Regions from separate parts of the Mus musculus genome. Here region 1 is linked to region 2. Evidence: chromatin loops called from intact Hi-C (ENCODE). Cell type or tissue: gastrocnemius. All regions are shown on one strand. Links, peaks and the distances in the headings refer to the core of each region. The heading gives the core; the rest is flanking DNA.

What was found. Peaks named below come from ENCODE experiments on the same cell type or tissue, not always from the same donor. Only the 100,000 strongest peaks of a DNase experiment are listed, where the experiment ranks them.
Region 1: it touches region 2 in a loop (7-fold over the local background); 2 of 42 quality-filtered maps call a loop at or near these places.

Annotation. Positions count from the first base shown.
Region 1 is chr7:119,791,069-119,795,458 of GRCm38, reverse strand. It overlaps Eri2 (exoribonuclease 2), which reads left to right and starts at 1,401. Exons shown (of 9, transcript NM_027698.5): 1 at 1,401-1,541; 2 at 2,961-3,028; 3 at 3,111-3,194; 4 at 4,231-4,358. The coding sequence starts at 1,519. Rexo5 (RNA exonuclease 5) reads right to left here and starts at 1,337. Exons shown (of 20, transcript NM_001370778.1): 1 at 1,248-1,337; 2 at 957-1,083. The coding sequence starts at 1,079. In gastrocnemius, for the core only: no CTCF peak of the experiment used is centred there; DNase peaks (open chromatin) are centred at 1,428 and 1,939; H3K4me3 peaks cover 1,708 bases; H3K27ac peaks cover 1,058 bases.
Region 2 is chr7:120,632,738-120,637,127 of GRCm38, reverse strand. Uqcrc2 (ubiquinol cytochrome c reductase core protein 2) reads right to left here and starts at 1,939. Exons shown (of 14, transcript NM_025899.2): 1 at 1,806-1,939. The coding sequence starts at 1,838. In gastrocnemius, for the core only: a CTCF peak has its summit at 1,991; DNase peaks (open chromatin) are centred at 1,911 and 2,675; H3K4me3 peaks cover 2,626 bases; H3K27ac peaks cover 2,288 bases.

The sequences.
Region 1 (4,390 bases), core at 310-4,309, 840 kb after region 2:
ATCCCTAGACAAGATGATTTTGGTTATGAGGTCATGGTGTTTTATCACAGCAATAGAGACCCTAACTTATACAATGGCCTTGAGCTAAGGTTAGGTATTTACTATTAACCACTTTTTTGAGTTTCTGTTCTAGGGACTGAATTCTGGGCACATGCAAGGCAAGTCCTCTATTACTGAGCCACACTGCTGACTCTTAGCCACACAGTTTTGAGAAATTTCTTTGTACTACATCATTTCTTAGAACTTTTAAGTGGGGATCACCATACTCCCATTTTACAACAAAGAAATGAAGAAAGAGGTTTAAAAGCCACAGCGGGAATGCAGCCTCCGAAGATCAAGCTTTTTAATCTCTGGACTACCGTTTCCAACCCAGGGGACTTTACAAACATCCATCTGCTTTCTAACCATCCCCACCCTAATCTATATTTTTCCCTATCAGTCAGTTATATAACCACAACTTTAACATGAGAAAATGGTTCAGGCTAAGTGCATTTTTAAATATGTAATGAAAATTTTATATTTAAAATTCTCTTTTCGATGAAACATTTAAAAATACAAATACTAGGGCAAACATTCTTATTACTGGTATCATTCCTCCATCTAATCATTTCCCCAGGATAAATTCCCCATCAAAATGACCATTCATTTTTACTTCTTCATAAATATTGTATAAAAACAAGAGAATCCTGTTTAGGTGTGCATGGATATTCCTGAAATATTTTGTTATACGGATCTTAATAAATGTTTGTTAAATGAATATTCTGTGTACCAGACACTAAGTCAGTTTTAAACTATGGAGAGAGCCTGGACGAGGTGGTACAACCAAGGGAGCAGAGTTGAGTGAGGTCAGTGGGTGAGCCCTTACCCTTCGGCAGGGACCCTTCGGGTGCTGGCGAAAGTGACTCCCAGCCACAAGTGACTTCGGGCCAGCCTGCTGGGCTCTCTCCTCTGCTCACCTTGGCTTGTGGCTCGCGGTCCTGAATATGCGAAGGAGGTCCATCCCGCTCTGTAGCCGAGGCCGAGGAGTTCGGGGCCTCCTTCCTCTTCCTGGAGTTCGCCTCCTCCTTCTCTTGCTCCATCAGGCTGTAGGGGAAAGATCAGCTGGAGCTGAGGACCCCGCGGCGACCAGGAAACCGTGTCGCGGCCTCTCTCCAGCAAAGCGCTAGACAGGAGTGACGGTTGGTTTGTCTCTTGAAGCGGCTCAAACCAGTTTACCACTCTTGGCCCTCGCAAAAAAGGCCACAGACCTACGCCTCCTTTCCTCAATTTAAGCCGTCGCGAAGTTTAAAGCGCTCCCTGAGGCGCGTCGTGCGCAGAGCGAGGGGCTCCCGGTCCTCAAGCCTCTGTCCACGCCCCCGGGTCCCGAACCGCCCCCTATGCAACGCCCACAAACCGCTGGCGACGGCCGCCGCCGCTCTACAAGCGCCCGCTTCCCTTGCCGCGCCGGCGTTTAAACAGACCGGAAGTGGGGGCGTCCGACTTCCGGCCGTTGAACTCTGCGAAACCCAGGGTCCGGGGATGGCGACCAAGAGACTGGCGCGGTACGTTAGGGGGTTCCCCTTAGGGTGGGCGGTGTTCATCCGCAGTCGTTTGGTCTGGATCTGAAAAGGGCCCTGGTCTTCTCGGGCCCCACGTCGCCATTCGCGACAAGTTGGAGGAGCCCGAGAAACCCCGGGTCCTCCCTACCGTGGCATGCTCTATCAGGTCTGTTCATTCTAGACCCCTGGGACCTGGAACGTGACAGCTCTGCACACTGTTCTCAGGCAGGTGCCACTGCGCCCAAGTGACCTGCCTAGTCCAGTTTTATTGTCAGAATTACCACAGACTCTCTCAGGTTTTTTGGGGGGGGGTGGGGGGGAATATGCTGTGCACAGATTTTTGGATGCGTTGTACACATTTGTTGAGATTGTGGACACAGTATCAAACTTACCAGGCATAGTGGAATGGACCTACAATACCAGCATGGAAAGTTGGAGGCCAGCCTGGTCCTCATGGTGATGTTCAAGCAGGCGATGGCTAAATAGTGAGACTGTCTCAAAACAACAACAAAACCAGATTCAAAACAAAACCCCTATCTGATGTATTAATGAATAGCATAGGATTCAAGCGTGAAAAGTCCTGTCAAAGGTTAACATACTATGGCCATCTTTAGGCAAATCATTTACTTTTCTCTTGCATAAAATACAGGTTGCAGACATGTCTACCACCTAGAATTGTTTAAAAGAAGTCACCATCCTAATTAAATATTTGCTGAAGAAGTGACTAGTAAATGTTAGTTTTTCATTCCAAATCCCTACATTGGCCTCACGTCTTGTCTTTTTCAAATAGCCAAAATAACTATTCCAGGTGTCTGTCTACTTAAAGTTGTATTCGTCATCATTTGGGATCTTCCCTTCTTTGGACTGCAGTGTATTGCTGTTGGGAGGTTTGTTTGTTTTGTTTTTGTTTTTGTTTTTAATCATAGATTACCTTTCAGTAGTACTCTGGTAATCTTTCTCCCCTCCATTTTTAGAGTTTAAGCACAGGCATCATCCCCTTGGTACATAGCAAAGGCTTGAAAAATACATCTTTATAGTCAATTCCTCGGTACTACTATAAAACGTGAACAGGTAAGAGTAGTGTTTGTGAAGCCCGCTCAGGTAAAATGGACACTAAACTCAAGAGAGGATGGCCATTCGCACAAGGACCTAGGACTTTTAAAGTCTAGCCCTCCTTTCCTTCAGTCAGTATGCAGCTGTTGTTTGAGGCAGGGTCCTGCTGTGTGCTGTAAGCTGTCCCTCAGTTCAGTTTGGCCGTGGCCTGCTGACTGCTGAGCCTCCAGGTGTGGGGCCCTCACACCCAGCTCCACTTACCGTACATTAGAGATGATTTTGCCATCTGTTTGGGGCTATTACTTTAATATCATATTCTAACTGCAGTGTAAATGAGTTTATTGATCTTCCTGTGTCTTGCATTTTTAGGCGGCTTGGATTAATTAGGAGAAAGTCAGTTACACCAGCAAGTGGAAATCCAGGAGGGAGCAGATTGAGTAAGTCCCACGCTTACGTTACAGTTTGAAGCCTTGCCCTTGGAACATCGTCGGAACCTAAGAACACTGTGGTCTTTTGCAGAACAGTTGTATGCCTACTTAATTGTCGTTGACTTTGAGTCTACCTGCTGGAATGATGGGAAGCACCACAGTAGCCCTGAAATAAGTGAGTGTGGATGGCCAGTGGCCAAAGCTAGTGCTCTAGGAGTCTTCTTAAACATCCTAGATATAAGCCAGCCAATAAGAAAACAATGCTGTAAGCTCGTAGTTTAATATAAAAACTCTGACCTACAAAAGAATAAAATACCAAATACCTGAATGTGATTATCCAAAGTAGCTAGTTGTTTTAAGATTACATTTAAAACTTTGATTAGATACAACTGGAAAAAAAAAGGCTTTTCAATAGTAAAGTATATTTTAATTCATGCTGTGTTCATGTTTAATTGTAAAACAAAATGGGCATACTTTTGATATTCTGACTTATTCCATGGCACAGCTTTATTATAACTTTGCTTCTCACTGCTTTGGGTATTGGAATAAGCTTTTAAGGGAATTGATTTTTTAATGATGCTATTATGAAAGCAGTGTATGTTCAGGATAATTCACATATTCAGACCTGGTATGGTGCAACACACCCTTAATCCCAGCACTCAAGAGGCAGAGACAGGTGGATCTCTATAAATTTGAAACCAGCTTAATCTCGATCAGTGGTTCTCAACCTTCCTAATGCTGTGACCCCTTAATACAGTTCTTCATCTTTTGGTGACCCCCAAACTTAAAATTATTTTTATTGCTACTCACAACTGTAGTTTTGTGACTTTTATGAATCATAATATAAAATATCTGATATGCAACCCCTGTGATAGGGCCATTTGAACCCCAAAGGATATGTGACCCACAGATTGAGATATATTTTGTTTGTTTGTTTTCGAGAGAGGGTTTCTCTGTGTAGCCCTGGCTGTCCTGGAACTCACTCTGTAGACCAGGCTGGCCTCAAACTCAGAAATCCGCCTGCCTCTGCCTCCCAAGTGCTGGGATTAAAGGCATGTGCCACCATGCCCGGCTCAAATTGAGAACTATTGATCTATATAGGTTTCCAGACCAGCCAGAAATAAATAAATAAGTACATAAGTAAATAAATAATAAACAATAAAAAATAAATAAAATATATTTAAGTATTAACCCATGGTTCTTTTATTTAGTTGAATTTCCAGCAGTTTTGTTGAATACAGCAACTGGAGAGATTGAATCTGAGTTTCATGCTTACGTTCAGCCTCAAGAACATCCAATTCTTTCTGAATTTTGCACAGAACTGACAGGGATAAAACAGGTATGATTAAAAAAAAAGCCAGGTATGATGCA
Region 2 (4,390 bases), core at 329-4,328:
CCTGTTTCCTCCATTTGTCAGTCTTTCATTTATTTTTACTAAAATCACCTTCATCTCCTTGGTCACTTTAAGGATCGTTTCCCAGTGCCCTTAATGTCTGCACTACAGTTTCACCCTTTCAGGTGCTGTACTAGGCATATTCAACCAAGAAAGGGTCTTAGCTTTATTGAACAAATATCTACACAATCCTAAAATCAACAACAAATTCTCAGCATAATATGTAATAACTTGGATGATGGATCTAAATGCACTGACTTTACACACACATATACACACACACACATACACACACACACACATTATACACAATGGTATAAAGCTATTAAGATATTCCAATTATGTCTAGGGTTCACAGGATTACTAATGGACATGCAAGCAAATACACTTTCATGATGCTAAGATCCACTAAACATGTTGTCAAGTGTACCTGTAAAGTTCTATAATGCTCCTACTCGGCACTGCCCAGACTGCTGTATGCTGAACACTCAGTCAGTGCTGGGCTAATCTGGCTGCTGGTTTTCACCTGTTCATGGAATTACTACTTTATCCCTTCAGTCCTGCTTGTAAATTATGAATATAATTAACTGTGTCATTTTCATTTTAGTTTGCTGGATAAGGTATATGCAGCCACTTGTGATTTTTAGCTGTGAATTTTTAGCTGTGCCCAAGATGTAATTCCTGTAACATCCAAGTGTAACAGTCCACATATGAATAATCCACACTTCCACTTCTGTGCTTTTGGGTAGTGAAGTTTAAAATCTCCTGCTTCTTTTGGGTTCCTTTCAGGAAAGACTTAGATACAATTTCTACTTTGTTTTAATAACACATGGAAAGTCCTGCTCTCTAAGGACTGCTAGCAATTGGTCTGTCTAGGCACAAGGAATACAACTGCAGCCTAAATTTGTACAACACATATATGTAAGTATAAAGCACAAGGAAACACTATGCCCAGGCCTGGTGTATCACTGTCTAGTCGTCTCTCAACACAGACACTCCTGGCATTTCCGCGTTGTAACTGTGCTGTAGGGGCTGCTGTTGTATGGTTGGATGTCTAGCTGCACCGCTGACCTCTAGATGCTAGAAGCACTCTCTCAACAGGTGGTTACGAATAAAAAGCTCCGCATGTGACCGGCTAGTAGGGGCAAATTAGCCCTTGTTGAAGTTTAAATGCTCCCATTCTCATCTCTTGAAAACCACGATTCCAGCGTGATAACGTGCTGACACACATGAGGTACTCCTCTCCTCACCGCAAGTGACAACTACATATTTTAGGGCTAGTCTTGAAGAAAGATCAAGAGCCCCTCCTGGAGGAAGCCTTTAAATGGGACCCCGAGAAAACGAGCATCTTAAGGAATGCGGGGACTGAGTACTGACAGGAACGAAGGTGCCGGCACTGAGATAAGCAGCGCACCGCGTTTGTGAATTTAATAAACTCGCACGCATTGGGGAAACCGACGCCTCGGGATCAACCCAGGGGCAGAGGTCGTAGGTAGGGGAAGCAGGCGGCCCGGGTGGCGTTGGCCTACACCCTACCTGCTTCTCGAGTGACCTTCAGGAATCTCCCGAGAGCCGCTTCTCCGCCACTCTCCAGGCCACCCTCCTCTTCCGCTTTCCCCGCGTTAGCTCTCGGCTGCTCACAGGACCCGCCGAGCCTCCCAGGCCTCGGCTCGCTGGCAGCCCCCTTCTCCGCGGGGTTTACCTGAAGGGCAGACCCAGGCCTGAGGCCAAGGCCGCACACTCCGCACCCAGCTCCTGAGTGGCCGACAAGCGTCCCCAGCCCTGCCCCACGCACGTCCCATGCTCACCGAGAAGGACCCGGCCCTGCTGAGGAGCTTCATGGCTCTAGCAGTTGCCCTTTCCCACGGTCACCGCTGCAGACAGCAAAGCAAGATGGGGTCGGAGGACCGAGTTTCCCGGTGTGCACTGCGAGCTTGCCCACGCCCCCTTGTACCGGCGGCCCTCTACGCATGCAGTGCTCTACTGCTCCGGTAGGCGGGACGAGCCCAGCTCCTGGGGAGAGGCTAGAGGTCTCCCGGACTAGATTGCAGCTTTTGTAGGTTATCCTTTCTGAGTTCTTTTTCTGCAAAAGACATGCAGCCTGTAATCCCAGCTGCGTCTGCAGCCGTCACAGTCACCCCAGCCGTCTTGGGCCTGCCCGTGAGTCCTCGCAAGTCCGGGAGTCGTCGGCACTCCCTGTTCCTCGGAGGTCGTCCCTCGCCACTTTTACTGTAGTCTTCCCGGTACCGCGAACTTGGTGACCGAGTTCACAGAAACTGGCAGGACGAATGTCTCGTCGAACAGATCGACACACTTGTAGGTCTCCTTGCCGCAAGGAGATCGTCACCAGCAAGGACTCAATCTCGTGAAATTTTCTCGCGCAAATTTGCGCGTGTGTGTATAATCAGGGACTTAATATAGTCTTCTATTGTACTTAAAAATGTTTAACTGTTGGTGATACAGACATATGGCACAAATCATTCGTGTGTTACACTATGATTGAGACTAATTCGGGAACCACTGCTTTCATGAAGCCGCATAGCTGCTTAAAAATGTTTTTGGTTACTTTTATTTTTTTTACAGTCCAGTCGTTGCCAGATTCCCGGTCCGCCCCTCCCACAGTTCCTCATCCCATTCCTCCTACCCCTTCTCTAAGAGGATGCCCCCGCCAGGCCTCAGTACTCCCTGGGGCCTCGTTTCTCAAGTTAGGTGCCTCTTCTCCCACTGAGGCCAGACCAGGTAGTCCTCTGCTGTATATATGTTGGGACCTCGGACTAGCTCATGTATGCTGCCTGGTTGGTGGCTCTGTGTCTGAGAGAACTCAGGGGTTCAGGTTAATTGAGACTGTTGTTGGTCTTGCTATGGGGTTGCCCTCCTCCTCCTCAGCTTCTTCCAGTCTTTCCCCTAATTCAACCGCAGGGGTCTCCGACTTCAGTCTAATGGTTGGGTGTAACTATCTGCTTCTGTCTCAGTCAGCTGCTTGTTGGGCCTCTCTGAGGGTAGTGTCAGTCCTTGGAGCCTCCCCTTGAGCTGGATCCAAATTTGGGCCTGCCACTGAACCTCTTTTCCTTCAGTCTGTTCTCCATTTTTGTCCCTGCAGTTCTTTTAGACAGGGACGATCTGGGTCAGAGTTTTTGATTGTGGGATGGCAACCCCATCCCTCCACTTGATGTCCTGCTTTTCTACTGGAGGTGGACTCTATAAGTTCCCTTTCCCCACTGTTGGGCATTTCATTTAAGGTCCCTCCCTTTGAGTTCTGAGAGTCTTTCACTTCCCAGGTCTCTGAGGGTCCCCCCATCTGAGGGGGGTGGTTTCTATTCTTTTCTGCTGGCTCTCAGAGCTTCACTCCTGATTCTCCCTTACCCCAATACCTGATCATGTTCCCCTTTTCCTCTCCCTGTCCCCTCTCCCACCCAGGTCCCTCCTTCTGCCCACCCCCTCCTAATGCTTTCTACCCCTCCCCCCCAAGTGGGATTGAGGACTTGGGTCTTTGGCTTGTTAACCTTCTTGAGTTCTGTATTCTGGGTATTTTGTACTTTTTTGGCTAATATCCACTTATTAGAGAATACATACCATGCATGTCCTTTTGGGTCTCAGTTACCTCACTCAGGATCATACTTTCTAGTTTCATCCATTAGCCTGCAAAACTCAGGATTGTCCTCATTCTTAATATCCGAGTAGTATTCCATTGTGTAAATGAACCACATTTCCTGTATCCATTCTGTCATGGGACATCTCAGTTGTTTCCAGCTTCTGGCTATCACAAATACGGATGCTATGAACATAGTGGAACAAGTGCCCCTGTGGCATGGCAGGGAATCTTTTGGATATATGCCCAAGAGTGGTATAGCTGGGTCTTTAGGTAAATCTGTTTCCAGTTTTCTGAGGAACCTTCAGATTGATTTCTGAGTCGTTGTACCAGTCTACAATCCCACCAGCAATGGTGGAGTGTTTCTCTCTCTCCACATCCTCACCAACATTCACCTGAAATTTTGATCTTAGCCATTAGGATTGGTGTAAGGTGGGATCTCATGGTCATTTTGATTTGCATTTCCCCGATGACTGAGGACTTAGAACAGTTCTTTAAGTGCTTCTTGGCAGCTTAAAAATGTTAAATGAATGCAATCACTGCCCCGAAATTCGTTGTACCCTGAGGATTCTCTCTAGTCATTGGAACCTCAACATGCCACAGTTCAGGCCAGCACATACCTTTATACCTGTTTATTAAGGCCCCTTTATTCTTAGCTTATAACATCATCTGTACAGGAAACTGACCCATATAGCCTAATTGGGAAATTGTCTGTTCAAATGTGGCAGACTTCATGATATCTGCTACAAGAATAAAAATTTCATCATGTTTTAGAACATTGCAGATTTGCCTGTTTGGTTTTAA